3 separate regions of the Homo sapiens genome follow, and all the other regions are linked to region 1. A link is a loop called in an ENCODE intact Hi-C map of the cell type or tissue named here. Cell type or tissue: heart left ventricle. All regions are shown on one strand. Each heading gives the region's core, and the rest is flanking DNA. Links, peaks and the distances in the headings are about the cores only.

Region 1 (10,482 bases), core at 2,146-7,145:
AATAAAATCTGGAGATATTCTAAGATTTTGCATTTTCTCTCTAGGTGATCTAGTTCTCAACTAACTTCTGCTACTAAACAGCAATGTGACCTTGGCAAGTCCTTGGTGACATTCAGTAAATACTGGATGGATGGATGGATGGATGGGTGGATGGATGGATGGATGGATGGGTGGATGGATGGATGGATGGATGGATGGATGGATGGATGGATGGGTGGATGGATGGATGGATGGGTGGATGGATGGATAGATGGATGGATGGATGGACCAAAGCATTTGTCTGTTTCATCACTCTGGATTGATTATCTCTGTAAAAACAAGCAAGTCAGGCTGGACGCGGTGGCTCACGCCAGTAATCCCAGCACTTTGGGAGGCCAAGGCGGCCAGATCACGAGGTCGGGAGTTCAAGACCAACCTGGCCAATGTGGTGAAACTCTGTCTCTACTAAAAATACAAAAAATTAGCTGGGCGTGGTGGCGGGCACCTGTAATCCCAGGTACTCGGGAGGCTGAGGCAGAAGAATTGCTTGAACCCAGGAGGCAGAGGTTACGGTGAGCCAAGATTGCACCATGGCACTCCAGCCTGGGCAACAGAGGGAGACTCTGTCTTAAAAAAAAAAAAAAAAGAAAGAAAAAAACAAGCAAGTCAGAGGATCCAGTTCAGATCTCACATTCTGCTGTTATAAGGTTCTGGTCCTGGTACACACACACACACACACACACACACACACACACACACACACACACAGGGTATTGGCTATGGACCTCTCATCTTTCATTGAAAACCCCCCATTCCTTCTTTTTCTTACTGGAATCTTGTGTTCTTGTCCAGGTAGTTGGGTAGACTGAACTCCAAACTGTGTGCTTACTGCACCACCTGGTGAAAGAGTTGCAGTATCTGCAGTTTTTATCTACTCCAGTGAGTGGACGAGGCCACAGATGTCAGAAAGCTCTCCCCGTATTCTGAAACAAGGGCCGTCCTTCACTACCAGATCCCTTTTCAGTGCCTGACCATTTTATGAACCCAAATCTGTTTCTAACCTTCACCAGCATTTTGATTTTAATTTGGAAGAGGACCATGTGCCTGAGCATCAAACCATTCAAATGGAGCAAATAAGAACAGAGCTTGGCATGAAAACGAAAGAAAGACATGAAAAATCCATTTGGCACATGTTTATGATAGGAGCATAGGGCAAGCAACAACTGACAAACTTCAGGGAGAAATAGGTAAGTCAACAATTGTAGTTTGAAATATTACCAGACTCTTCTATGGTCAAGCAGAGGTGTTAAAAATAGGGGCAATATACTTAATAAGATTGAGCTATTAGCTCTATATAGCACTTTATACTTGGGGATAAAGAATATGCATTCTTTTTGAGATATTCAACATTTAAAACAATTTGGTAAGCTATAATGGAAGCCTTTACAAATTCCAAAGGATCCTTATTATTCAGACTATATTATTTGATAATAATGCAATATAATTAGAAATTTATAACAAAAGTCAAATTTTTTAAAATTTCAGGACAGACAGGCCAATGCCTATAAATTTTGGAGGAGGAGAGAAATAATGAATAACTTCAATTTTTTTAAGAAAAAGCTGGGTGATGTAGGGGCGGAAAGGGGATGATTTCTTTTCTCCTCATTATAAAGAATCACAGAAGGCCGGGCGCAGTGGCTCATGCCTGTAATCCCAGCACTTTGGGAGGCTGAGGCGGGTGGATCACCTGAAGATGGGAGTTGGAGACCAGCCTGACCAACATGGAGAAACCTCGTCTCTACTAAAAATACAAAATTAGCCGGGCATGGTGGCGCATGCCTGTAATCCCAGCTACTTGGGAGGCTGAGGCAGGAGAATCACTTGAACCAGGGAGGCGGAGGTTGCAGTGAGCCGAGATCGCGCCATTGCACTCCAGCCTGAGCAACAAGAGTGAAACTCAGTCTCAAAAAAAAAAAAAAAAAAAAAGAATCACAGGAGACACTCCTATAATGAAACACAGAATAACAACAGAAAACACATGCATGGGAGTCTACAAATATGAAAACTCAAGTACAGGGCCAAAGGACTGACACTTAAATACCCTCTTCATTAGGGAGAGGGAAGTGCGGAGTGTAAGAATAAATGATTTTCAGGGGAAATGAATGGACCTGGAAAACAGAAATTAACTTGTAAATAATTCTCTTTGGAATTTGGATGCGCACAAGAGGCAGACATCATCTTGTGAAAAAAGCTGGGCGTAGTGGCTCAAGCCTGTAATCCCAGCACTTTGGGAGGTTGAGGTGAGAGGATTGCGTGAGTCCAGGAGTTCAAGAATAGCCTGGGCAACATGGGGAGACGCCGTCTCCAAGAAATATCAAAAATTAGGCATGGTGGCACACTCTTATATTCCCAGCTACTCAGGAAGCTGAGGCAGGAGGCTCACTTGAGCCTGGGAGGTTGAGGCTGCATGAGCCATGTTTGGCCACTTTACTCCAGCCTGGGTGACAGAGTGAGACCTTGTCTCAAAAAATAAATTAAATAAATAAATGTCTTGGGAAAAAGTTCATCCAGGTGTGGTTACATTCTTCAGTCTTGCTTTTCTGAGATAATGAGATTTCAGGGAGAGGACGGAAGGCAATTGTGGTCCTATTTCGGGGTCTGGTTTCTAGGTAGATAAGAGAACTTCATTAAAAATTTTTTCTTAAACTTTATCAACTCCCAAGCACCTGGAAACTTCAGAAAATAGCCTCATTCTGTGCTTTGAGAGAAACAAAGAATTCAGAAACAGGAGTTGGGGGAAGGTCAAAGAGATCATGAGCCTGCTTCTTTAGTCCAGCATGTCAAAGAACCATTGGGATACCAGTTTCTGAGTCCCAACATTGACTTCCAAAAGAATCAAAATACAATCTTACGGATTTCGTCCAATGGAAAAATAGAAATTGTAGAAAATTGATAACATTTTTAATCCAAAAGAAGATAGGAAAAAGTAAAAAGAAGAAAATAAAGAGCTCATACAAAATAAAATGGTAGATCCAAATGTATTCATAACTATAAGAAAGATAAACATATTTGTCAGAGGCGTTCAAACCAGAATGACTCCATCTTGAATAGGGGCTGGGTAAAATAAGGCTGAGACCTACTGGACTGCATCCCCAGATGGTTAGGCATTCTAAGTCACAGGATGAGACAGGAGGTCACAAGATATAGGTCACAAAAACCACACTGATAAGACAGGATGCAGTAAAGAAGCCAGCTAAACCAGCTACTCAGGAGGCTGAGGCAGGAGAATCGCTTGAACCCGGGAGGCAGAGGTTGCAGTGAGCCGAGATTGGGCCATTGCACTCCAGCCTGGGCAACAAGAGCGAAACTCCATCTCAAAAAAAAAAAAAAGAAGAAGAAGAAGCCGGATAAAACCCACCAAAACCAAGATGATGACGAAGGTGACCTCTGGTCATCCTCATTGCTCATTATACATTAATTATAATGCATTGCCTTGTTAAAAGACACTCCCACTAACACCATGACCATTTACAAATGCGATGGCAATGTCCAGAAGTTACCCTATATGGTGTAAAAGGAAGAGGAACCCTCAGTTCCAGGAATTCCCACCCCTTTCCTGGAAATCTAATGAATAATCCACCCCTTGTTTGGCATATAATCAAGAAATAACTATAAATATACTCAGTCGAGCAGCCCATGCCACTGCTCTGTCTATACAGTAGTCGTTCTTTTATTCCTTTACGTTCTTCATAAACTTGCTTTCACTTTACTCTGTGGACAGGCCCTGAATTCTTTCTTGCGGGAGATCCAAGAATCCTCTCTTGGGGTCTGGATTGGGAGCCAATAACATATTTAACTCAGATATTAAAGGACAGAACGTATCAGATCAGATCACAGTTCTACACTGTCTCAAAAAATAATAATAATTTTTATTTATAAGGTAGGATATTCTATGGACCTCTGTTTCATGGGTCTCTGCCTGTTGCACCGTCTCCACCCCTGGTAATTATGACACCTAGCACATGCTTTAAAACCTTCTCGGTTGCCCACCTACAAGATACTTCAAACCAAGAGAATGGCTCTCGAAGCCCTTCACCATAGAGCCACAGTCTCCAGGTCTGGACCATTTGACAGCACCTTTCCCCCACACCCTCCCTTCCAACCACACCTGGCTCCCAAACTCCCCAACCTCACGGCCCCACTCACAACTGGGCATTGCCCACCTGTTAGCTCTGCCTAGAAGGCCTCTCCCCCTGGCCCATCTCTTCTGCCTGGCAACCAAACTACTATTGGTTCAAGACCCAGCTCCAACAGCACTTGCTCTGTAAAGCACTAGCCAACTGCTCTGCACCCCCTTCCCCGCTGCGTGGTCTCCCTGCATCATTCCTGCAGCCCTTCTTTCCTCTCTCCTGCCCTTCCTCCATCCTTCCTTCCTAATTCAATGAAATACAGGGCCTCTGGGCCGGCCCTGCTAGGCACTGAGGAGTCAAGGTTGAAGGGGGACAGAGATCGGTAATGACACTATTAGTGCCAGTCGTGAGAACCTCAAGGACAGAGCAGCTCCATGTGCCCAGCCCTCAGCACCAGCCTGGCGCCTTACAGGTGCTCGAAGGACATCTGTTGAGCGGAAAGATTCTTTGGAGGGTGTCCTAACCTCTGGTTCCTGTGAATGTGATCTTATGTGGAAATAGGATGTGATCAGGTTAAGATGAATCCTACTGGATTGGGTGGGCTCTAATCCTATAACCCGTGTTCTTATAGGAGGGAGATGTGGGCCTGGACGTACAGGAAGACAGAGACTGGAGTGAGGCATCTGTAAGCAAACGCACAACAAGAAGTGCGGGCAGCCGCCAAAAGCTAGAAAGAGGCCAGGAAAGACTCTCTCTAGAGCCTGCGGAGGGGGCACGGCCCTGCCCACGCCTTGATTTCAGACTTCTGGCCTCCAGAACTGTGAGAGAAGACACCTCTGCTGCCTTAAGCCACCCAGTTAGTGGTAATTTGTTACGGCAGCTCTAGGAAACAGAATACAGAGTCCAAGCAGGAGTCAGTTTCTCATAGACTCCTAGGTCGCATCCCCTACCCGCTGGAGGCCCTGGCTGTCACACCCCCGACTCTCCGCTGACCCCCGCTTTGCATAACCTGGAAGCTAACTCACCACACGCCCAAGCGTCCCCTCCAGCCGCAGAGGGCCGCCTCCTCATTCGACACTAGATGGCGCCAGCGGGCTGAGCCGGCCCGGCTTCGTGGGATCCTGGTGGGTGGGGTGAGTCGCCCGCGGGCCGAGACCACAAATCCAAGGTGAAGATCAGACATCCAACTTCTTCGAGTTCTTCCCAGGGAAAGTGGCTTTTTTTCCGTTCAGAGGGAGGAAATCGGACCCTCCGCCCTGCCCGCCCGGCGCGCCCTTGCGGCCTCAGGTCTGAGCCGCCCGTGGCGCTTCCTCCGGCCTCTGCTGCAGGCCCGGGCGCTGCTGAGCCTGCGTGGGGGCGCGCAGGCGGACCGCGAGGGCGTCGAGCACCCTGGCCTGCGCAGGCAGAAGGATATGCCCTTGTGCTGTGGGCTGAGCCGAAGCTGGGGCTTTCCGGGCGTGGGGACGGCTGCCTGCCAAAGGGCATGGCAGCAGGGAAAGAAGACGGGGTGGATCCACTCCTCTTCGTGGACCCTGTATTTTCTTCTTTTTTTTTCAATTTTAAAATTTTGCATCATTAGTTTTGTTTTGGTTTTTTGTTTGCTTGTTTTGAGACAGGGTGTCACTCTGGCGCCTAGGCTGGAGTGCAGTGGCGCAAACACTGCTCTCTGCAGCCTCGATCTCCTGGGCTCAGGTGATCCTCCCACCGCAGCCTCCATACTCCATCCCAGGAATGAAAAACTAGGCCTGCAACAGACCTGGCAGAGCCGTGGGCATGGTGCCTCCAAGATCTGGCCATGGAGAAAAATGAGAGGGTTTTAAATTACTGCCTCTCACAGGTGGGCTATACTCTGGTCCTTCAAGTTCCCTTACGTCTTCCTGTGGGAGACACACCACTTCCATTTCACCCCAGAAGCAATTTCCTGAAACAGGCTTTGGTCCTCCCCTCTGAACAAGTGTGATGGACCCTGCTCCGCATCCTGGTCACAGTCCACAGACCCATGTGTCCCAGCCCTCTGCACAGGTTCCCTGCACACTCTTTTCCAAATCAAAGCAATTTGTTCATTCCTCTGTCCTTCCCGCCTTTCTTCTCCTTGCTATGCATAGACATAAGCAGACTTTTTGACTCCTTTGTCTGTTTCTCATTCCTTTCCATGCAGTCCGCCACAAAGCTCAAGACCCCTTCGCCTGAATGATTTTCCCAAATACATGAGCAATTCTGTCAACTCTTCCTAGCTAAGTCAAGCCCACCTTGTGCTCTCATCATCTGAGGGCTAATGAACATCTTTTACCAGATGCCTACAGTGGTCTTTCCAGTTAGTGTCCACTCCAATCCATTGTCCATCAAGTTCTTTCCCGTTATGTTACACTGACAGCACACCATTCTTCTCTTCAGTATCCTTCAACGGCTCCCATTTGCCTATGGAATCACATCCATATCCTTAGTATGGCATTCAAAGTCCTGCCCCACTGGGTGTTTTCTTCCCTTTCTCACTAGTTCCCTCACCAGCCCCTTCCATGCTGGCTGCCTGCCCATTCTCTGGATGTGTTCCTTTTTTTTTTTTTTTTTTGAGACAGAGTCTCACTCTGTCACCCAGGCTGGAATGCAGTGGCGCCATCTCAGCTCACTGTAACTTCTGCCTCCCAGATTCAAGTGATTCTTCTGCCTCACCCTCCCGAGTAGCTGAAACTACAGGCATGAGCCACCATGCTGGGCTAATTTTTGTATTTTTAGTAGAGATGGGGTTTCATCATGTTGGCTAGGCTGGTCTCAAACTTCTGACCTCAAGTGATCCACCCACCTCAGCCTCCCAAAGTGCTGGGATTACAGGCATGAGCCACCGCACCTGGCCTGGATGGGTTCTTGTTGTGGGAAGAAGCCCTGGTCCAGCTCCCACTTCTGAGACTGAATGTATGGGTTTGCTAGGGCTGCCTTTACAATCTTCCATAGACCGGGCAGCCTGAACAGTCCATAGACTATCGTTTAAACAACAAACGTTTATGTTCTTAGATTCTGGAGGCTGGAAGTCCAATATCAGGATGTCATCAAGTTTGGTTCATCCCCAGGCCTGTGAGGGCAAAATCTGTTCCAAAACTCTCCTTGGCTTATACAAGGCTGTCTTCTCCCTGTGTCTTCACATCTTCTTCCATTTCCTCTTCTTGTAGGGACACCAGTTATATTGCATTAGGGCCATCATAGTGACCTTATTTTAACTTAATTCCCTCTTTAAAGACCCTATCTCCAAATATGATCACATTCTGAGGGACTGAGAGTTAGGATTTCAACACTCCAACATATGAACAGGGGGAAGGGGGCACAATTCCATCCATAATACTGAAAGTCCCAACAAATAATTTTATTTTTCCGGGTTAAGTAGATGAAAATAGCAGGCAATGAGAATTGTTTATTGTTCTTAAGCAAGGCCCTGCAGGGAGCTGTGCGACCTGTCCCAGAAGGCAGATTACTAATTTGTAACAAGAGATCAGATAAATTTTTAAAATTTCTTGTTAATTTATTCCTTCTATTCCTTCTGTGTCTAGGTAGCATGCCATTTTGTTTTGTTTTGTTCTGAGACAGGATCTCTGTCACCCAGACTGAAGTGCAGTGGCATAAACACAGATCACTGCAGCCTCAACCTCCTGGGCTCAAGCAATTCTTCCACCTCAGCCTCCCAAGTAGCTGGGACCACAGGTGTGCACCACCATGACCAGCTCATTTTTTAAATTTTTGGTAGAGATGAGGGTCTCACCATGTTGCCCAGGCTGGTCTTGAATTCCTGGGTTCAAGAGATTCTCCTGCCTCAGCCTCCCATGGTGTTGGGATTACAGGCATGAGCCACTGTGCCCAGTGCATTTCACTTTTTAATATATAATTTTAGTTTAATTAATTTATTAAACAGGTAATACATGCACTTGCTTCAAAATTCTGAAGTACAGAAGGGTGTAGAAGATTCTTCCTCCCATGTCACTCTCCCAAGCACCAGAACCTCTCTCCAGAGTCACCCAGTGGTCTCAATGTCTGGGGTGTATTTACAGAGATCCTCTGTGCATACAAAAGCAAGCACATTGACACTGTTTATCTCTTTTTGTACACAAATGATTGCATCTCTATACTTGGCCTATTCTATACTTGGCCTATTTCTTCTATTCCTCCATACTTGGCCTTTTTCATACAATGTATTCTGCAGATTGGTGCCAGGCTGTATTATTCTTTTTTTTTTGTATGCATTTTATGTTTGGATATATCATATGTATTTAACCAGCCCATGTTGGTGATTATTTAGGTTTTTTTCAAATCTTTGCTTTATTAAACCACTGCATTGAGTAACTTATATACACATGAGCAAAGATATCTCTAGGAAAAATTCCTGCAAGTAGAATGCTATGGTTTGAATGTGTGCCTCCCTCCAAAATTTATATGGTGGAACTTAAACCCCAAGTTGATGGTATTAAAAGGTGAGGCCTTTGGAAGGTGATTAGGTCATGAGGGTTCCACCCTGGAGAATGGGATTCATGCCCTTATGAAGTGCTGGAGGGCAGTAGCCAGGCCTCTTTAGGCCCTTCCATCTCTTCTCCCATGTGAGGATGTAGGAATCATCCCTTTCGCCCTTCCACCATGAGAGGATGCAGCCAGAAAGTGCCATCTTGGAAGCAGAGAGCAGCCCTCACCAGACACCAAATCTGCAGGTTCCCTGCCCTTTGACTTCCCAGCCTCCAGCCTTCCCAGCTCACTGCAACCTCTACCTCCCAGGTTCAAGTGATAACTTTCTATTGTTTATAAATTACTTAGTCTAAGGTATTGGGTTATAGCAACAGGAACAAACTAAGTCATACAATTTCCAGGGTGAAAGAATTTCATATCATTGCAAAGAGTGCATTATCTACATAATGTTGTTTAGAAACAATCACAAATTTACAGATCATTTCCTGAAGCATTTGAGAATACTTTTCCCAATCCCCTCCCAATACTTTAATGTGTGTTTCCCACTGGCAAGGATATTCTCCCGCATAACCACAACTGTCAAATCAAGAAGTTAACACTGAGACATTACTACCATTGAATCCTCAGACCCTGTTTGAGTTTTGCCCCACTAACATCTTTCATGGCAAAAGGACACAGTTCAGAATCATATGTTAATTTCTTTTTATTCATGTCTTTTAGTCTCCTTCAGTCTGCAACAGTTCCTCAGATTTTCCCTTGATTTTCATGACCTTGACATTTTCAAGATTACAGGCCAGTTATTTTGTGAATTATCACTCACTTTGGGTCTGTCTCATTTTCTTTTCCATTATTAGCGTAGGTTGCATTCTGTAGGAATATCATGGAAGTGATGCTGTGTTCACTTGGTGCCTCCTGTCAGGTGGTACACGATTTTGATTTGTCCCACTGATGAAAGCAATGTCTGCTGGGCGTCTCCACTGTAAAATTTATCTCTATAGATTCATGGTTTTGTTTTATTCTATGGATTATAATCCATTATAATCATTATTTATTCTGATGCTCAAAATGTCCCTGATGTGGCCAGTAGAAGCCCCTTCAGTGGGAGTCTTTCGGGCATGTCCCTATCATTCTTTGAGCACTTTCTTGCTTCCTGATACAATATGTTCCAGGCTCATCTCGCAGTCTTCCTGCCTCAGCTCTGGAATCAGCCATTTCTCCAAGGAGCCTGGGTCCTTTTCACAGACAATATTAATTAATTAATTAATTTACTTATTTATTTTTTGAGACGGAGCTTCTGTCGCCCAGGTTGGAGTGCAGTGGCACCATCTCGGCTCACTGCAACCTCCACCTCCCAGGTTCAAGTGACTGTCTTGCCTCAGCCTCCCAGGTAGCTGGGATTATAGGCAAGTGCCACCACTCTCAAGTAATTTTTTTTTTTTTTTTTTTTTGTATTTTTAGTAGAGATGAGGTTTCCCCATGTTGGCCAGGCTGGTCTCAAACTCCTGACCTCAAGTGATCCACCCGCCTTGGCCTCCCAAAGTGTTGGGATTATAGGCGTGAGCCACCGCACCTGGCTGAAAATACTATTTTAAAGCAAAGATCTGAATGACAGGTATACTCACTGCTGTTGGGGTATCACTGCTAACAAGTCCTCTGGGAAGAGCTGGGGAATTTCTCTGTGTGTGTGCATGAGTGTGACTGTGTGTATAACAGCAAACCCACAATACTTCTATATTTATTTATATATCAATTATGTATATAGAAAACCACAAGTTCACATCAATATCTCCAATTCCAATCTGGCATTGTAGGGTTCATTCTGTTTGTTTTGGTTGGGGTCGTTCCCTCTTTCTGAATGTGTAACTCTCTTGTGTGCCCTCACTTACTGTCTTTAGGACTGAATGAGTTCAGTAAGGGAGGAAGATAAGGAACT
Region 2 (10,482 bases), core at 2,133-7,132, 190 kb after region 1:
TTTTGTGGATTTAGCTTGCTGTTGACTCCTATAATCATGAATGCTGCCAAACATGTCGAATTCACCACTTCCCCCACACCACCATTTGATTCTTATGGGCTAAGAGCATGCTTCATGATTGTTTGTGGATTTTTTCCTCCAAGCTATTGACACACATTCTGCAAGTTCTGACGTTAGAATTTTTTTTTTCTTTTTTTTTTTTTTTTGAGGCCAAGCCTTGGTCTGTTGCCCAGGCTGGAGTGCGGTGGCGCAATCTTGGCTTACTGCAACTTCTGCCTCCTGGGCTCAAGTGATTCTTGTGCCTCAGCCTCTCAAGTAGCTGGGATTACAGGAGCACACCACCACACCCAACTAATTTTTGTATTTTTGGTAGAGACAGAGTTTCATCATGTTGGCCAGGCTGGTCTCAAACTTCTGACCCAAAGTGATCCACTGGCCTCAGCCTCCCATAGTGCTGGGATTCTAGGCATGAGCCACTGCTCCCAGCCAATGCTGGAACTTTTGATGTTTGCACAGGGAATGATAACCTCATCAAGACTGCAGCATGGCCAACAGCAATTGCAAGATGCCAAGAATTTAAGATACAGCCCAACTTCAGAGATTTTTAAGTTGTGAGGACAGCGGGGAAGCATCACAGAATTTTTAAAAATATGTTGTAGGTTCTCAATAAATATTTGTTGAATGAGTGAGTAGATAAATTCCAGTTCCCTTTCGGTGACTGGAAAATGCTTTGACTTCCTTGGGAAAAGGCCTTCAGACTTTGAGGATCATACAGTTCTGATAAAGCTAAAGTGACTGTGTTGGTTAGACTGTTCTTTTGTTTGTTGTTGTTTTTAAGATGAGGGTCTTGCTATATTGTACAGGCTGGGCTTGAAGTCCTAGGCTCAAGTGATCCTCCCTCCTTGGCCCCCCAAAGTGCTGGGATTACAGGCATGAACCACCGGGCCCAGCCTGGTTAAATTGTTCTTATTTGCAAATGAACAGAAAACCCAATCGAAATGGCCTAAACTGGCTGGGTGCGGTGGTACATGCCTATAATCCCAGCACTTTGGGAGGCCAAGGTGGGAGAATCACTTGGGTCCAGGAGTTCAAGACCAGCCTGGGTGACTCATGGCTAAAAGTTACAAAACATTGGCCCGGTGTAGTGGCATACACCTATAGTCCTAGCTACTCAGGAGTCTGAAGTGGGAGGATCGCCTGAGCCTGGGAGGTCGAAGCTGCAGTGAGCCCTGATTGTGCCACTGCATTCAATAATTAAGAATAATTTCTTAATTATTTCAAAAGTAGGGGGCCAACTCCTTGTTAGGTCTGATTAGATCATAGTTGTTCCTACCTATTGTAATAGAGTTAACACAGCTCTTGTAGGGGCGGGGAAAATGTCAGCACTTCTTTTCCTTGTTGTATGCTTATACTTGTGCTAATAGTATGACTTGCAGCTTTATTGCAGGAAATGTTCAGAGCCATGTATGCAGTCTATGAGGGTTAACTTGTTAAAACTAGATAGTGTAATCTGTATACTCATTTCACAAGATGTGAGTGAGACCTTGTCTCAAAAAACAAAAGCAAAACAAAATGGCCTAAACTATAAGGAAACATAAGTTAGTTCATATCACAAGGAGCCCTGAAATTGGGCAGATACAGTGTTGGCTAATTCAGTGACTCTGCAATTCAGTAAGGACTATGGCTTCTTGCCATTTTTCTGCTTGGCCATCCCAGACATGCTGGCTTGGTCCTCAAGCCAGTTGCCCTCATGGTCCCAAGTTGGCTGTCTTAGTTCTAGTGTCATATTCAGACATAAAATATCCAGTAGAGAGAAAAGGATCGTATCTGCCCCATGACTCTTTTTTAAGGAGAGAAAATCTGTCCCAGAAGTCTTCCAGTGGGCTTCTCATTTCAGTGGCCAGCTTGGGTCGCATGCCCACTCCTAATGAAATCTCTGGTAGAGAAGTGAAATTGCCATGATTGGATTAAACTAATCAGGATTTACCCTCGAGCTTGAAATAGAGTTCACCTTTCCCTTAGGGGTGAACCGGGATTTTGTTCTTAAGGAAGAAGTGAATGAATTTCAAGTGTTAGGGTAATGCTATCCAAGTGTTTTATTGTACAGTAAAACTGTTTTCAGCATCACTCCCCTTATACATGTATTATATTGTCAGAGAAAATATCTCAAGGCTCAATAGTTGCTTTTTTTTTTTTTTTTTTTTTGTAGAAATGGAGTCTCACTATGTTGTGCAGGCTGTTCTTGAACTCCTGGTCTCAAGTGAGCCTCGCCCTCCCAAAGTGCTGGGATTACAGGCATGAGTCATGACACATAGCCTCAGTATTCACTTTTTATGAAGTACATCATTAATGATGAGTGAATGTAAATCCATACTTAAGCACTTTTGTGGCAAACACTACTGGTTGGCTAATTTAGCAGATACTCCTAACTCCCTTCTCTCTTGCTACCACTGCCACAAAGACTAGAAAGCCAAATAGTCACTCTCAGCCTCTTTTGCAACTGGAGGTGGCCATGTGATCCAGCTCTGGCCAACAAAATATCTGCAAAAGTTTTTGAGGTGCTTTGGGGAGTTTTCATGAAAAATAGGTCAAAGGTGCAGACATTGCCTTTTATTTCCTTCCCACCTTCTTCCTGCCATCAGTGCCGATGTGATGGCTGAACATCTTGCAACTGTGAGAGAAAGGCCAAGAGAATGGCAGAGAAGCTGGCCCTCATTTCTTTATGTGATTTAGCAATATCATCAGCTGCCTGCTTTCAGTTCTCTAGATACATGAGAAAAATAAGCCTCTGTTTGTATAAACATGCCTGTAATCTCAGCACTTTGGGAAGCTAAGGCAGGTAGATCACCTGCGGTCAGGAGTTTGTATAAGCTGCCATGGTTGGGCTTTCTGTTACTTGCAGCTGAATACCTTCCCAAGTTTTCTTAATTATTTCAAATGTAGGGGGACAACTCCTTGTTAGGTCTGATTAGATCATAGTTGTTCCTACCTATTGTAATAGAGTTAACACAGCTCTTATAGGGGCGGGGAAAATGCCAGCATTTCTTTTCCTTGTTGTATGCTTGTACTTGTGCTAATAGTATGACTTGCAGCTTCTTTGCAGGAAATGTTTAGAGCCATGAATGCAGTCTATGAGAGTTAACTTGTTAAAACTAGATATGTAATCTGTATACTCATTTCACAAGATGTAAACTACAATGCACCACAATACCCTGAATATGACATGGGAGAGTGCCATTGTCACTTCCTCCTCCAAATTGTGGCACTCAGAAACCCTCATGTGATCATGACATAACATCCCTGGCATCCAGGGTAAGTGAGGGTGCCAGTGTCAATATATGTATTGAAACTAAGGAAGACTTCATTTTCTTTTAATTATTTTAGAGAAGAAAACCCTTCAAGAAAAAGTTCTGCATGTTTATTCCCCATGGCCCAAAGGGGCCATCATGTGTGTCCCCAGGGTGCCCATGCCCCTCTTTGGAGACCATTGAAGTTGACCCACAGTATCTGCTCCAGTGACCTGGATGGCAGGTGCCCTGCTCTAGACAGCCACGTGCAGGAAGCTGCCTTCAAGTGGATGAAGGCAGGCGGTCACAGGGGAGAAATGGGGATGGCATTTAGTAATGTGTCAAGGTAGAAGTGCTATTGACTCCAAAAACAAAAATGATTTTTCAAAAATATGCTGATACTCATTTCCTGCAAATGTAACATTCTTCCCAAAAAACCTCCATAAGGTAGAGATTTTATATAATCTACACCAGGATTGGAGGAGAGTTTTGGGAGCATCTAATTGCACACCCTCATTTTACAAAGGGGAGGTTGGATGTCTCGGATTAATTGTTGGCTCTTCAGGATCACCCAGGCCTTCAGATCCCCAGCCCAGAGGCTTCCCATTGGCTGCCTCCTCTAAGAGGTTACTTCTCTTCTAGAGGATACTTGATGTGGGAAGTGTGGATGAAGGGCAAAGAAAAGAGAAAATCAAGAGAGTGCCAGCTTGGAAGTAATTGAAGGCAGCAAGAAACTAGGCCTGTTGGCCAGGCACAGTAGTTCATGCCTATAATCCCAGCACTTTGGGAGGCTGAGGCAGGAGGATCACTTGGGGCCAGGAGTTTGAGACCAGCCTGGACAACATACCAAGACCCCACTTCTACAAAAAATAAAATTAGTTGGGCATAGTGGGACATGCCTGTAGTATCAGCTACATGGGAAACTGAGATGGGAAGATCACTTGACCCCAGGAGTTTGAGGCTGCAGTGAGTTATGATCTCACCACTGTACTCCAGCCTGGGCCACAGAGCAAGACTCTGTCTCTAAAAATAAATGAAAAAAAGAAATGACCTGTTACTTTGCAAAGTCCTTAGGTTGAGAAACTCTGAACTTGTTACATTGGACTAACCAGACTTCCAGAAAAGAAGAGTTCTTAGGAGACCAGCAGTTACCAAACAGCTGAGTTAATCCCTTAAGAACTCATGATAGAAAATCTCTGAGTGAAGATTCTTGGGACCTAAAATATAGAGGAGCTCAATATATTTACTGAATGAATGACTGAATGAATGAATAAGGCAATGGAAAAAAGTCACTTAAAATTTTTACATTTTTTTAGGGGATGCTAGAAAAAGCACTGCCCTTGAACTCAGATACAAGCTGACCTTCCAGTTACAAGCTGTGTGACCTTGGGCAAGTCCCCCAAACTATGTGGGTTCCATTTTTTTCTGTAAATCAAGGAAAGATATGTGAATACAGAAGAGAAGTCAATGTGAAAGTGCATGGTATATAATGGACTCAGTAAGTGATGGACAAAGCAGAGTCCTTTGTTTCATACCTTAAAGGGGAGAACAAGGGTGAGACTCAACACCAATAGTGCAAAACTGCAGCAGATTGTCACCAAAACCCCTCCACCCCCGCCGTCTCCCAGAGGCTCAGCTCACTTTCCCATTGGAATTTGCAAGCCAGCTCGGAGCATGCTGCCATCTGCTGGGAAGAAGATAGACGTGAACACCAAAGCATCCCTAACACCAGGCCACAGTGGGGAGGGAGAAACCTGGAAAAGGAAAGGGTAGGGATCCAGTTTCCTTTGGCTGTGACTCTCTTGTCCTTTAAGACATCCAGGGCCCTCCCCATTGGCCAACAATTTGTCAGAAGAATGAGATTTCAATCAGGTTTTCTCCTGAAAACTGATAGGACATTATCCAACTTTAAAAAGGAAGGAGATTCTGACATACGCTACAACATGGATGAATCTTGAGGACGTTATCGTAAGTGAAACAAGCCAGGCACAGAAAAAGACCAATGCTGTATAATTCCACTTATATAAGGTATATACAGTAGTCAAAAATCATAGAGACAGAAAGTAGAATGGTGATTGCCAGGGGCTGGGGGTTAGGAGAATGGGGAGTGTCTAATAGATACAGAGTTTGAGTTTTACAAGATGAAAAAGTTCTGGAGAGTGGTTGCACAAAATGTGAACATATTTAACACTACTGGCATATATTATATTACACTTATAAATATATACATGTGTGGCCGGGCACGGTGGCTCACGCCTGTAATCCCAGCACTTGGGGAGGCCGAAGTGGGCGGATCACGAGGTCAGGAGATCGAGACCATCCTGACTAACATGGTGAAACCCCGTCTCTTCTAAAGAAATACAAAAATTAGCCAGGCGTTGTGGCAGGTGCCTGTAGTCCCAGTTACTCAGGAGGCTGAGACAGGAGACGCGTGAACCCGGGAGGCGGAGCTTGCAGTGAGCCGAGTTCGTGCCACTGTACTCCAGCCTGGGCGACAGAGCAAGGCTCCGTCTCAAAAAAAAAAAAAAAAAGAAGAAATATATACATGTGTGTGTATGTGTATATATATATATATATATATGTATGTATTTTGAGATGGAGTCTCATTCTGTTGCCCAGGCTGGAATACAGTGGCACAATCTCGGCTCATTGCAACCCCCGCCTCCTGGGTTCAAGTGATTCCTGTGCCTCAGCCTCCCAAGTAACTGGGATTACAGGTGGGCGCCACCACGCTCGGCTAACTTTTGTATTTTTAGTAGAGATGGAGTTTCACCATGTTGCCCAGGCTGGTCTCAAACTCCTGGCCTCAAGTGATCCACCCACCTCAGCCTCCCAAAGTGATGGGATTACAGGTGTGAGCCACTGTGCTCAGCCTCTGTACACTTAGAAATATTAATAGTTAAAATGGTAAATGTTAAGTTGTGTGTATTTCACCACAATTTAAGAGCCAGTAAGTGAAAGAGATAAGCACGTGGTAGACACTTGACTTCATGCAATAGAATCACAATAAATACGTGTTGAACGAAGATGGAAAGAAGTGGCATGGTGGCTCACACTGGTAATCCTACAACTTAGGAGGCTGAGGCAGGAGGATTGCTCAAGCCCAGGAGGCTACAGTGAGTTATGATTATACTAGTGCACTCCAGCCTGGGTGACAGAGCAAACCCTGTTTCTCAGAGATGGAAAGAAGTGATGCTGACTGATGGTCTCAGATACAGGGTGAACATGACAATAGGCATCTTTTCTTTACCAGAAAAGCCTTCCAAGCAACTATGATTAGTCACAGTTACCTTTTCCTTGAGGTGATAAATTAGTTATCTTTCCTATTCTCATCTCAAAGCAAACATATATTTTCATAGACAGTTCTAAGGATGGCATGGCATTGAGTGCTACCTGAGCCAGAACCTGACATCCTGTATGTTCTTGATCACTTGTAGCAGTGGCAGCCAATTTTCTGTTGATTTCAGGGATGCAAAGTCCCAATCATAGAACTTCAGAACCACAAAGGCTCTGAGCAGCCTGTAAGATTGAAGGGATTTCTCTCCTGCTTACTAAAAATGCATAAATACAGTAAACATTTTAAATAGTGACTTTTCAAAAGCCACAGGAGCCAGCAAGTGGCAAAGCAGAGCCTTCCCCCGCACCCACAGCAGCAGACAGTGCACAACAACTTCTTCCCCTAGGTCTCGTCTTGCCACTGGAGTCACTGCTCTGCAAGGGGGAAGGCTCTCTTTGTGGACACTCCAAGGCCCACCAACCACAGCTTTTGCCAGGATTACAAGGGGAGGCTGAGTCTGTTCACAATGGGACTCTCAGCCCAGAGGCAGGTGTCAGATCCTCCAGGGGAAGGGTGGTGGAGTGCAAAGAGAGCATGAGCCCCCAAATGCAGCTGGCTCTGAAACTGCCTGGATGTCTCCTGGAGCCCCTGCTGTTGAGCCCTTGTGAGCAACTCTGACTCACCCCAACTTCCCTGCCCAACTGTCAAGTCTCAGCCAGAGGCATACTCAGAGTTGACAGTGACAGGTAAAGTTCACCACAAGGGATTTGGTTATTAAGGTCCCCACCCCCCAGGACTCCTGGACTTAGAGTATTTCCTATATTTCCCATGAACACCTTTAACCCAGTAAGATGGAGTGAAGTTCATTTCTGGGTCAGAAGAGCTGTAAGCCATGGGTGGAAGCCCACGTCCAGGGAAGGGAATGGGAGATGGGATGTGCCGAGCCAGGAGAACTGAACCTGGGGATGTTGACACCACAACATTCCACACCCACTCGGAAGTTTGAATAACCAGTTTCTCCCAGTTGCTTTGTGTGTCTGGGAGTGGCTCTCTTTCAGGAGGTAAAAACAACCATTGTAATCTCTCCTAAAGCCTTGCAAAAGACATCCCTCAACTCCTGTTTGCCAGGGGTGGGGTGAGATAAGAGAAGTCAGCAGCTTTTTCTCCAAGAGTCAAAGCTGCAGAGTTTCTGACTTTGGAGAGACCTTGCAAGGCCTGGGGGTCTGAGAAGTGTCAACATGGCTGATTGCAGAAGCACACAGTTCCACAGGGACTGCTGGACTTTATCTGAGGGCTTCAGGACTATTTTGCCCAGTGGATTTATTTATCTTCCTATTGGATAAAATCTGACACACCTGGACTGGCTCCCTGAGACTTGAGCAAGTTTTGTTCCACTATCATCATTCATTGTGGACTCCAAACAGGCTGCTGAGACTATGCTGAGCTGGGTGGGCTTGGAGTGGGTTGGGGGCAAGAATTACATCCTTCCAGATGAATAGAGGGAGAGCATTCTTGCAAGGACTGGGAGCTGGGGAATGGGTCAGAACCCAAGTGTTTCACGATCTCTTGCTTCATCCATTAACATCATTGGTGGAAAAGCACACAAACCAAACAGGAGGAGAATCCAGTCATCACCATTTCTCACTCATTTCTGGCTCTCCTTTATATGATTACTAAACAAAAGCATACACTTCCCCACATCAGAGCAGGTAAAACTGTCAGTTTCCAGCAGGGATACTGAAACTAGCAGGCCATAAAGCTAGGTATCCTGGCTGGGCATCATGGTACGTGTCTGTAGTCCCAGCTACTCAGGAGGCTGAGGTGGGAGGATCACTTGAGCCCAGGAGTCTGAGGTTATAGTGAGCCATGATCACACCACTGCACCCCAGCCTGGGCAACAGAGTGAGACTCTGTCTCTTAAAAACAAAAACAAACAGGAAAACCAAACAAACAGGAAAACCTCACTAAACAAAAAACCTAGGTATCCTTTGTCTCCCTGAGGCTATTCTCACTGGCACAGTCAGTCCTGTTCCTTTAGTCTGTGCTAAAATCAGAAGAAAATCTAGCTGATAGTCCTTGTTACACAGGGACAGCCAGGACCTCAGGGCTGGAACACAGATTTTTCAATTAATTATTAGGAGGTGCAGCAGTGGGGAGCACTTCCTCAAATGTAGAGAAGCATGTGCAGGAGTACGTATTAGAGACAGGACAAGCAGATTCCATAATTCTACATTTGGCCTGCAGGTAGCAACATCTCTCTAGCAATGACCACACCACATACTTAAATAGATACTGCAGGAAATGCATTTAATTGGCCAAGGAATAAGAGTTTTGTTTTTAAAAATTAAAAAAATTACATCAACATATCTCCACTAAGTAATTTCCACTCCTACGTATTTTGATATAGAGATGTTGCTATTTTTCTATTTACAGTGCTAGGTACATAGTGAGCTTTTAACGAATAAACACTTATGGATTGTTCAGTTGGCTGAAGATAATTCAGACTTGCCTGAGGCATGGAAAATACAGGGTGAGAATAGGAGGAAGTATCGATTGGTAAATGTGCATGGAAAAGCACTGCTACAGTTTGAATGTTTGTTCCCTCCCAAACTCACACTGAAATTTAATTACTATCCCAGTAGTTTGCAGGATTAAAAAAAGAAATTTGATTGCCATTGTAACAATATTAAGAGGTGGGACCTTTTTTTTTTTTCTGAGACAGAGTTTCACTCATGTTGCCCAGGCTGGAGTACAATAGCACAATCTCGGCTCACTGCAACCTCCACCTCCCAGGTTCAAGTGATTCTCCTGTCTCAGCCTCCTGAGTAGCTGGGACTATAGGCACCCACCACCACGCCCAGCTAATTTTTGTATTTTTAGTACAGGTGGGGTTTCGCCATATTGGCCAGGCTGGTCTCAAACTCCTGACCTCAGGTGATCCGCAAGAGGTGGAACATTTAAGAGGTGATTTGGCCATGAAGACTCTCCCTTATGAAAGGATTAATGTCATTATCGAGGGGGTGGGTTTGTTATAAAAGAATAAGTTTGGCCCCTCTTGCTCTCTCACCCTCTCTTTGCCTGTCAACCATGGGATGATGCAACAAGAAGGTCCTTGCCAGATGCCAGCACCTTGATATTGGACGTCTTAGCCACCATATCTGTGAGCCAGTACATTTCTGTTCCTTATAAATTACCCAGTCTCAGGTATTCTGTTACAGCAGTACAAAGCAAACGAAGACTAGCACTTTCCTGTCTGGTTAATAGCTCGCCCAAGAAAAACAAATGCATCTGAAAATTATGAAAGATCTCTCTAAAAGCAAGCCATGATTAATTCTTTTAAAAAAAAGGAAACAGTAATCTTGGTTTTATAAATATTCCCCTTCAATTCAAAGTTCATCCTTCATACGTGTTAGAGAAACAAGTTCCAGGTTTATGCATGTTATACACGTTTAAAGTTTTACATTTAGGCTCAGCCCTGTCAAATGCATTTATTCCAAACTGACTCAGCCCTCTCCCCAGCTAGATTCTGCAGAGACTGTATGAAGCCACCAAAGTCCACCCATCACTGAAAGGAACCACTGAGATTAGTTTTGGCAGGAAGCACTGAGCAAAGAGCAGGGCAGCCCGGCCTGGGCTCGGCCAGCCTAGCAGCAGATGTGCATGTGTTCTTAGAGGCAACAATGCTCCTCTTCCCACAGAATAGGTTGTGGGCTCCCAGGTTCTTGCACTTTTTGCTGGGACTTGCCCCGAAGCCATCTGTTTATCTCTCAGAACTTCTTGGTTTTCCAAGCAGCAAAGAATGAGCACCTTTAATGTCAACAGTGTCCAAGAGCACCCTGATCCCAGGTGGACCCCTTTTCTGGAGGCCAATAGCCTCAGGTAGCTTTGGAGGGTGGGCCTGCAGGGAGAGGGTCTGGG
Region 3 (10,482 bases), core at 2,928-7,927, 140 kb after region 1:
TTTAAATGTAAAAAAAAAAAGTGGGGGGCGGGGGGCGGGTGCAGTGGCTCATGCCTGTAATCCCAGCATTTTGGGAGGCCAAGGCAGGTGGATCACGAGGTCAAGAGATAGAGACTCTCCTGGCCAACATGGTGAAACCCCATTGCCTCTGACTGGTCGTCTCTACTAAAAAACCCACAAAATTTAGCTGGGCATGGTGGCGGGCACCTGTAGTCCCAGCTACTTGGGAGGCTGAGGCAGGAGAATTACTTGAACCCGGGAGGCGGAGGTTGCAGTGAGCTGAGACCGTGCCATTGCACTCCAGCCTGGGCAACAAGAGTGAAACCCCGTCTCAAAAAAAAAAAAAAAAAGAAAAGAAAAGAAAAAAGAAAAAGAAAAAAATACAGAACAAAGTCCACATCCTTTAACCCAGTAATTTTACTTCTGTGACTCTATCCAAATGAACCAATCAAAAATGTGCCACTTGTAAGTAGTGCAACATGAGAAATACACAATATCTCACATTGGGGGATGTCTCAATAAGCTATGGGAAAATATATGAAGGGATTTTATTCAGACAATGGAAAGATGTTTACATACAGTTCTCGACATCACTATAAAATGCTTATTGTGTTAAAAGAAGGATGGTATTTACTTATGTATTAAATATGTAACTTAGGTTTGTGCAAGCACTGTTTTTAGTGTTTATAACTACTATTGGCTCATTTACTCCTCAAATAACTCTCTGTGGTAGACACTAATATTACCCTCATTTTTTGGATGAGACTGAGGGATGGGAGGTGGAATCCCTTGCTCAGAGTCACACAGGTAATAAAAGGCAGATCTGGGATCCAAGCCCAGGCCAAGCACCCAGAGTCTGCCTCTAGCCCCTCTCCTCCACTGCCTCCCTAAACATCTAGACAAGCATAGACACATCAATAAAATCATGCATATGCACAGTATGATTTCAGTATGTTTTCTTTCTTTTTCTTTTTTTTTTTCTTGACAGAGTCTCAGTATGATTTCAGTATGTTTTCTTTCTTTTTCTTTTTTCTTTTTTTTTTTTTTTGACAGAGTCTCAGCCTCCCAAAGTGCTGGGATTACAGGCGTGAGCCACCACACCCGGTCCCAGTATGTTTTCTTAAGCCTAGAAAAGAAATTATGCCAAATGTCATCAGTGATTGCCTATAGTAGATAAGGGATTTAAATGATTCATTTTCCTTTTTCTAATGCTTTTTTTCTACTTTAGATATTGCACATATCTCTTTTATCAATGAAAAAAAAGAAGAAAGAAGTAAAAGAAATCTAATTCCTTGTAACTCCTTCCCACTGACCCTAGATTTTTCTGGAGGCAGTGCTTGTGCCTCCCCATATCTCCTCTGCCAGGAGTAAGTGGTTTTTCCGCCCCATCCTGCTCACTGTCCTGGTGGCAGTTCTCCAGGCGAGACAGTCTAATTTGTCCATGTGCAGCCCGGGAGCATGCAGATCTCCTGGTGGGTCTGACCAGCACACAGGGGAAAGAGTCCATCCCCTTCTCCACCCCAGACACTACTTTATCAGCGCAGCACAACAAGATCGTGTTAACTTTACCAGACCAACTGAGACTCCAGCCTCTCTCACTCAGCCCAGTCCAGGCAAGTCCACAGTACCCTGGGCCCAAGCACAAGACCTGACATTTATCCTAAACAATTTCTTGAAACTCAGTCTAGAAGCACAGCTCACTTAATCCATTCAAGTTGATGCTGTTTCTCAAAGATGCCAAACCTACCCCTGCCTACAGGCCTTCCCCAGACACTCCCCACCTGGCTCCCTTTTGCCACAGATGTCAATTCCTAAGAGACACCTTCCCTGGCCATTCAGTGTAAAATGGACTTATCCTATTGCCTCACTTTATTTTTATTTATATTTATTTATTTATTTATTTATCAACTTCTTGGGCTTAAGCGATCCTCTCATCTCAGCCTCCCAACTAGCTGGTACTACAGGCGCACGCCACCATGCCCAGCTAATTTTTTTTTTTTTTTTATAATCAGGGTCTCACTACATTGTCCAGGCTGGTCTTGAACTCCTGGGCTCAAGGAATCCTCTCACCTCAGCCTCCCAGCGTGCTGGGATTACAGGTGTGAGCCACTGCACCTGGCCATGACTTTATTTTTCATAGCACTTCTGTGAAATGTTTTAAAATTGGTTTACTTCTTTATTTTCGGTCTCCTTCCTAGGATGTAAGCTCCATGAGAGCAGGACTTTGTCTGCCTTACCTCACATGTCGCCCAACACTTGGAAGGAGTTCACTAAATCTTTGTTGGATGGATGGATGGATGATGGATAGCGGAGTGGAGTTTGTCAGTGCTGGTGAGACCCTCAGACGGTTTTCCAAGCCCAACTCACCGCATATTAGCTATGTGACCTTGGGCATGTAGCTTACCCCTGCCAAGTCTCTGTTTCCTCATCTGTCACCTAGGGACATCATTCCTACTTCTTAGAGTCATCATGAGAATTAAATACAATGCAAAAGTGTGTGGCAAAGTGAAACAGGCCAGGCATCTAAATGCTAACTATGATGATTTTCATTATCTCTCTGCCCAGATTAGTGTCATCTTTGATCACTCTATCTACATCCAAGTTATCAATATCCCTTCAATGGCACAGCACTCAGGACAGCACTGCCACTAAAGATGCCACCATCTGGCTATGCTCTAATCGGGCATATGTGTCCTCATCCCATCTGCAGAGGGTCTACAGGGGCTTGCCTCTTGTTGCCAGCACTGCCTGGCTCTGCAGCCTACTCAAGAAAAGAAAATGAAAGCAGCCTGACTCCATTCGTCATGATTCCTTCTTTTCCTTTTGAGGCTCACAGACAGACCGTTGGCCAGCCTCGCCCAGGACTGACGTCAAGTTCATCTTTTGCCCTTGTTTGGGCTGGGTCCTCTGGCCCAGCGATGGAACACTTGTGTACCTTCACCTGGTGCCCTGGGCTGCTCCAGACCCTGGCCTCTGGCTGTGCCAAAGCAGGAAGGACAGACTCAGGGTGTTGCCTGTTTGCTCTGGTGGGGAGAGGCTAAGAATCGCAGTGACGTAGGGAGAGAAGAAAGATGGACCCATGTGGCAGGAGATTGTGCTCAGGGTAGAGTCAGCAAAACACTGACAAGATTCCCCAAAACTCTGGCCAGAAAGTGCCTGAGATCTCCGTTTTTAGATTCTGTTCTTTAAAGATACTTCATCTGTATGTGTCCTTGAGTAGAAGGCAAGTTCTCCTTGAAGGGGACACGTTTCTCTGCTGTCATCTTAGGACAACTTCTTTGAGAAGGAGACTCTAGTTCCTGCAGCCATTTGAGAAGGGGGCTGGAGGGGCTGAGCCAGGAGGTTTTGGGGGTGAGGCCCAGGTAGAACTTTGTGGCAGGGAGTGCTGGGGTGTGCACCCACATGGGCCACCCCACAAGTTGATGGGGAAAGGGGGCAAGTAGGGAGTACAAGGATGGAAGGGGTTCTCTTCTCCCCACCCACTTTGCCTGGCTGACTCCCATTTGTCCTTCATATCTCAGTTTCAGCACCAATTCCTCAGGGAAGCCCTGCAGGCCTCAGAACAAGTGAGATCCCCCTGTCATTCCCTCCCAGAGCCCACACTTTTTATCCATAGCTCTTACCACAGTTACAGTTAAGGCTGTCGCAAGGTGTGCGGGTATCTCGCCTCCATCCACGAACTCTCTGTGATGGCAGTGGCCAAGTCTATCTGTTCACCACTGAGTCCGAGCACCCAGCCCTGGGCCTGCACACAGTAGGCACTCAGCCATATGGAGTGTTGTATGAATGAATACATGAATGGAAGAATGGACAAATATAACTGGGAGGACACAGTGCAGAGGCACTGCAGCCCCTTCTCATTTTTCGCTGGCCTAGTTGGACACAGAGGACTTGGGTAAGCGGGGGGAGGCTGACATTCCATTTCCTATGCTGGGGCAGGGGAAGCTGGTGTTTCCCAAAGATCCATATTGTCATTGTTCCAGCTGCATAATGAATAACAGCCGTTCCTCCCCAAGGAGGAAGTCATTTTCCGAGAATCAACATAAAACCCACAGGAAAGGAAATAAACATTTAATGCTCACCTACTATGCCAAGCAGTTGGGTATCTTATTTGACTCCCACAACCATTCTGCAAATCAATTATAATTCTTATTTTTACAGATAATGCAACTGAGGCTCAGAGACAATAAACAACTTGTCATGTTCATTTTTTAAAAAAAGAAAGGCCAGGCACGGTGGCTCATGCCTGTCATCCCAGCACTTTAGGAGGCTGAGGCAGGGTAATCGCTTGAGATCAGGAGTTCGAGACCAGCCTGACCAACACGGTGAAACCCAGTCTCTACTAAAAATACAAAACTTAGCCTGTCATGGTGGTGCACACCTATAGTCCTAGCTACTCTGGAGGCTGAAGCAGAAGAATTGCTTGAACCTAGGAGGCAGAGGTTGCAGTGAGCCGAGATGGCACCACTGCACTCCAGCCTGGGCAACAGAGTGAGTGAGACTCTGTCTCAAATAAATAAATAAGAATAAAAAAGAAAGAGCTGAAATTTGGATACATGTATGTGGTTCCAAGCCCATGCTGTTTCTAGTGTACCAAGCTTTGGTGGCAGAGGGTGTCATGGTAAGACATCCCTAGTTCTCAGTGTCGGGGGAGTGCCCACGGCTGACTCCTTGCTTGCCTCTCAAAAACTGAAGGCATAGATGGGGAGAATCTCCCAAAAAAGGAGGAAAGCAGAAGAGTATGAACAGAGAAGTGGGACCGAGTGTACTTCCATTTATTCCTCAAACTCTCACTGAATATCTATGTCAGACACAGGGGCTGGGGAGGAAATGTCATAAAATACAGGTCCTCTCCTCACAGAAGTCACTGTCTAGTAGGTGAACTGGATAAGAAAATAAAACATTACAATTCAGTAAGTTTGCGGTTATAGGGGGTTATTATTTATTCCTTTTTTATGTTTGAAGTTATTTTTTATCGATGTTTTTTGTTTTGTTTTGTTTTTTTGAGACAGAGTCTTGCTCTGTCACCCAGGCTGCAGTGCAGTGGTGCAATCTCGGCTCACTGCAACTTCCGCCTCCCAGGTTCAAGCAATTCTCCTGCCTCAGCCTCCCTAATAGCTGGGATTACAGACGCACACCACCACGTTTGGCTAATTTTTTGTATCGTTAGTAGAGACGGGGTTTCGCCATGTTGGCCAGGCTGGTCTCGAACTCCTGACCTCAGGTGATCTGCTCACCTTGGCCTCCCAAAGTGCTGGGATTACAAGCATGAGCCACCACGCCCGTCTCACCCAGGAGTTTTGATACCACACCTAATCACACACCAATTTTGTTGATTCTCTCATACCTTGTCTCTACATGCAGATGACCAGAGGAGGGACGCCACCTGGTGGTAAGAGTGTGGAGTGAGCATTGAGTTCCCTTCTCAAAATTTGCCTCCAGTAAACAAAATAATCCTGCCTTCTAGTCAACCCTATCAAAGAGCTGAGCATCAGGGAAAAACTCCGATCTCCAGGAACAAATGACAAAAAAAAAAAAAAGTAGAAGGCACTGTTTCCAAATGGAGCAGAGGAACTGAAATCCAAGTTAGAGACATGATCTATAAACACACAGGAAAGCAACCAAAAGAAAGCTTGGATTTGCTCATCATTTCATCTAAATGTAGTGATAATAATAATGACTTTCCACTTACTGCGTAATACTACGTTCCAGATGCATGGGTACACTGTGCTGTGTGCTGAACATATTTAATCTCCTTTAATTCTCAGCAACAACCTTATAAGGGAGATATTACTATACCCATTTTATGGGGAACAAATGTCAGTTCAGAAAGTTTGAGTAACTCCCAGGATCACACAGCCAGGACCTGACAAGCTGGGATTTGACTTCAGGTCTGTGGACTCTGAAACTCATGATATTAACCATTAGGTTAGACACCTGATAGATATGGCCATTCAACAGGTTGAAAGTGGATCTCATCATCTTTGCTTCTCTTCCTCCTCCACTTCACACCTCAGCGAACAGCACAACCTGTCCTCCCCACACCTATCCAGTTGACCAAGCCAGACATCCAGGCAGGTTTGTTTTTGTTTTTGTCTTTGTCTTATGTTTGAGACAGAGTCTCACTCTGTCATCTAGGCTGGAGTGCAGTGGCACCATCTTGGCTCACTACAACCTCCACCTCCAGGGTTCAAGCAATTCTCCTGCCTCAGCCTCCCAAGTAGGTGGGGTTACAGGCACCCGCCACCACACCCGGCTAATTTTTTATATTTTTAGTAGAGAGGGTTTCACCATGTTGGCCAGGCTGCTCTCAAACTCCTGACCTCAAGTGATCCGCCCACCTCAGCCTCCCAAAGTGCTGGGATTACAGGCATGAGCCACTGTGCCTGTCTCACCCAGGAGTTTTGATACCACACCTAATCACTCACCAATTTTGTTGATTCTCTCTCATAAATTCACATTTTTTTCCTATGCTCTCTATCCTCACTGCTGCTGCCTTAGTTCAGGCCATGCCCATCTCTTGCCTGATTAGAGGGTCTCCCAGCAGTCCCTCTGCTTCCCAGCACATGTGTGATTATTTATTTATTTTTATTTATTTATTTATTTTTTGAGACGAAGTCTCACTCTGTCACTCGGGCTGGAGTACAGTGGCACGATCTTGGCTCACCGCAACCTCCGCCTCCCGGGTTCAAGCAATTTTCCTGCCTCAGCCTCCTGAGTAGCTGGGATTACAGGCACCTGCCACTATGCCCAGCTAATTTTTTGTATTTATGGTTCCACAGGCTGTACAGGAAGCATGATGCTGGCATCTCCTTGGCTTCTGGGGAGGCCTCAGGAAACTTACAATCATGGTGGAAGGCAAAGGGGAAGTAGGCACGTCTTACATGGCTGGAGCAGGCAGAAGAGAGGGAGCAGGGAGGTACTACACACTTTTAAACAACCAGCTCTCATGATCACTCATTTACTCACTATCACGAGAAACAGCACCAAGAGGATGATGCTAAACATTCATGAAAGACCATCCCCATGATCCAATCACCTCCCACTAGGCCTCACCTCCAACACTGGGGATTACAATTGACATGATATTTGGGCAGGGACACAGATCCAAACCATGTCATCCCTTTAAAGAAGTAATTAAGGCTGGATGTGGTGGCTTATGCCTCTAATCCCAGCACTTTGGGAGGCCAAGGGAGGATGGCTTGCAGCTAGGAGTTGGAGACCAGCCTGATCAACATAGCAATACCATCTCTAAAAAATAAAAAGTAACTAAGTTAAAGTACAGTCATCAGGGTGGGCCCTAATCCAATGTGACTACTATCCTTATAAGAAGAAATTAGGACACAGGAAACAGAGGGACAAATGTGAAGACATAGTGAGAAGGTGGCCATCTGCAAGCCACGGAGAGAGGCCCCAGAAGAAACCAAGCTGCTGACATCATCATCTTGGACTTCTCGCCTCCAGAACTGTGAGAAAATACATTTTCGTTGCTTCAGTCACCTAGTCTGGGGCATTTTGTTACAGCAGCCCTAGCAAACTAATACAATCAAGAAAGGAAATCAGACTCAGCAAGGCTGAGGGACCCACCTAGCGCTGTCTAGCTCCTTAGTAATGCATTCATCACATTCTGCCTGTGACCACTCTCTTATGTTGATTATCAGATAAAATAATGGATTTAACTCTTATTATTTAACTTCTTGAGTGTTTGGGTCTTATTGCTCCAACTGGCACTCAGGGTAAGGGGCCTTGTCTTCCCCTTCTCAGTATTTGCAGATATCCTAGCTGAGCTTGGTGCATCTTAACAATAACTTTTTGATGCATTTCTTGTTGTTGTTGTGTGGTTGATTGACACATTTGGATGGGTAAAAAGGAGCCTGATGGCTGGGCATGGTGGTTCATTCCTGTTATCCCAGCTGCTTGGGAGGCTAAGGTGGGAGGATTGCTTGATTCCAGGAGTTTGAGGCCAGCCTGGGCAACATAGCAAGAACTCATCTCAAAATAAAAGTAAAAATTAAATTTAAAAGGAGCCTGATGGTAAATTCCTGATCCCCAAGAGACACATACAAAGGTAAATTCCTGATCCCCAAGAGACACATATTCTGCCAGTGATCACACATATTCCCAGAAGTAGAATATGACTCATCTCTGAATGTCTAAATATATATATTGGGATGACTGGTCTGAGGCATCATGGAAGGCAATGGTGCATAATGTTCTAAATTAGAATTGTCCATTAAGAAGAAAAAGGAGGGGGGGCTAGGCACAATGCTCATGCCTATAATCCCAACACTTTGGGAGGCCAAGAGGGGAGGATTGCTTGAGCCCGAGAGTTTGAGACCAGCCTGGACAACATAGTGAGACCTCATCTCTACAAAAAATTAAAAAATTGGTGGGCATGGTGGTGCATGCCTTTAGTCCCAGCTATTGGGAGACTGAGGTGGGAGGATCACTTGAGCCGTGGGGGTTAAGGACATAGTGAGCCATGATCGTGCCACTGCACTCCAGCCTGGGCAATAGAGCAAGACTCTGTCTCAAAAAATAAAATTAAATTAAAATTAAGTTAAAATGTAAAAAGAAAGAAATACATCAGTGCGTGTGTGTGCGTGTGTGTGTGTGTGTGTGTGTGTGTGTGTGTGTGTGTGCGTGCATGTTGGCAGGCAGAGGCACGGGGGAGAGGCCAGTGGGAACAGTGGCTGTGATGCCAGTGTAGCCTCTCTGAAATGGAAGGGGCCTAAAGGGACTGAGCAGAGAAGTGGCTTATGCCAGAGGCAGATGGCCCAGCAGGAGAGGCAGAGACTGGAAACAAGCCTGGCTCCTGAGCACCAGCCTGTTCTTTCAAGCACAAGCATTTCACAGAGGAGATGCCCATGGGGCAGCACCCCTGGTTCCTGGTCATACTCAGGAAGGAGGACGCTTCTGCAATATCATACAAAAGGCTGGTGGATGGAATGAGGTGCAGCCCTTCACAGAGTGAGAGAAAAGCCCATTGGATTAATCATAAGGCTCCCTCTACATCTCCGCAGTGACGCAGCTTCACAGTTAAGGGCAGGCTGGGCCTCTCCTGTCCCACGAGACAGTTCTTAAACATGAGCATCACCTGCTTAAGAAGCCTAACTCTGAAGATTCACCAAAGCAGCTTAATGGCTCAGGGTACTTTAGGTAGTTTTATGGTACACAGAGTGGGCAAAGTAGCACTACTTAGATCTCATTTCCTCTCGATGCATCCAGCAGGAGGGCTACCACTTACTGGACCCTAAGCAATTGAGAGCAGAAACAGACAAGAACCTGTCCTGCAGCTTGCAAGTCCCTGCCACCTACACACCAAAATGTAACAGTGGTGGTCTTTCAGCAATGATTTTTCTACACGTGATTTTTTTTCCTTCCTTTTCCTGTACTTTTTCATTTCCTCTTTTGATGAACATATATTACTTCATTAAAGTATGAAATAAAACACTTTACTTTTAACAACTATTACCTTTTACCTGCTGGTTTGTGTCCTAAATTTCTTCTTAAGGCTTTAGTCTCAGAAATTGGGAATGGTTACACATTAAGCTGTATATAGTTCTGGGTCCAATCAAGATACAGAAACCACATAGCAATTTAAACAGAGAAGCCTAACACAAAGAGGTATGAAGCTAACGGTTCCCCAAGGCTGAAGGAGAGTATTCAAGGAAGGACAACTTGGAAGGAGAGTTCCCTCCTCAAGACTGGGGAGCTGGGTGCAGTGGCTCATGCCAGTTATCCCAGCATTTTGGGAGGCTGAGGCAGGAGGATCACCAGAGGCCAGGAGTTCAAGACCTTGTCTCTACAAAAAAAAAAAAAAAAGATTGGAGTTCAGACCTCCTTAGAGGAGGTATTGTTACAGCCCATTGGGTGACACAGAAGTCTGCCCAGGGCAGAGCCACTCCACAGCTGTTGAGCAAGCAGGAAATTATAGGTAAGCTGAGGCTGGTGGGAGGGAGCCAGAGTGCCACTACGGGTATGAGGCCTGGAACACCTGGTGTCCACCTCAGGAAGGCACTGGAAGGTGGTCACCAGGCCTGGGCCGGGGCTACAAGGTCACCAAGGGGCTGTTATGGAGATGCAACTGGAGCAGAGTACCACAGACGTTCCCACACAGCTGTACCACCACTAACCACACAGCAGGGGCAAGAAAAAGCAAATAGCACCGCACACAGGATTGGGAAGAGTAACCCCCTTCCTCCTGCAACATTGCCCTGGTTCCCCCTACTGGCAAGCCTTCATATTGGGCTCACTGTCAGGCAGAAAACGCTTACAGCAAACGCTTACAGCACATCACCCCAGAGAAGGTACTGTAGGGTGAACTTGGAGCTATGAGGCAATACATTGATGACTGGCCCAAGCTGTTATCAGTCATTAGGACAGGGGTTGGCAAAGTGTTTCTGCACAGAGCCCGATAGTAAATACGTCAAGCTTTGTTGAGTCAGACAGTGTCTGTCCAAACTACTCAAGTCAGCCATT

Evidence for each region. Hi-C counts contacts between places; a loop is a spot of excess contacts. Peaks named below come from ENCODE experiments on the same cell type or tissue, not always from the same donor. Only the 100,000 strongest peaks of a DNase experiment are listed, where the experiment ranks them.
Region 2: a loop joins it to region 1, with 5 times the contacts of the local background. A loop is called at or near these places in 12 of 110 quality-filtered maps.
Region 3: a loop joins it to region 1, with 11 times the contacts of the local background. A loop is called at or near these places in 106 of 110 quality-filtered maps.

What each region holds. Positions count from the first base shown.
Region 1 is chr14:69,721,844-69,732,325 of GRCh38, reverse strand. No RefSeq gene overlaps it. Among named protein-coding and RNA genes, the nearest start is that of SRSF5, 40 kb to the left of the region's middle. In heart left ventricle, for the core only: CTCF peaks have their summits at 4,992 and 5,199 (motif pointing right); DNase peaks (open chromatin) are centred at 5,195, 5,465 and 6,645; H3K4me3 peaks cover 717 bases; H3K27ac peaks cover 325 bases.
Region 2 is chr14:69,529,920-69,540,401 of GRCh38, reverse strand. PLEKHD1 (pleckstrin homology and coiled-coil domain containing D1) reads right to left here. Exons shown (of 13, transcript NM_001161498.2): 13 at 8,851-10,482. Among named protein-coding and RNA genes, the nearest start is that of CCDC177, 40 kb to the left of the region's middle. In heart left ventricle, for the core only: a CTCF peak has its summit at 4,980 (motif pointing left); no DNase peak of the experiment used is centred there; H3K27me3 peaks cover 1,621 bases.
Region 3 is chr14:69,580,077-69,590,558 of GRCh38, reverse strand. No RefSeq gene overlaps it. Among named protein-coding and RNA genes, the nearest start is that of CCDC177, 10 kb to the right of the region's middle. In heart left ventricle, for the core only: CTCF peaks have their summits at 5,188 and 5,388 (motif pointing left); a DNase peak (open chromatin) is centred at 5,368; H3K27ac peaks cover 186 bases.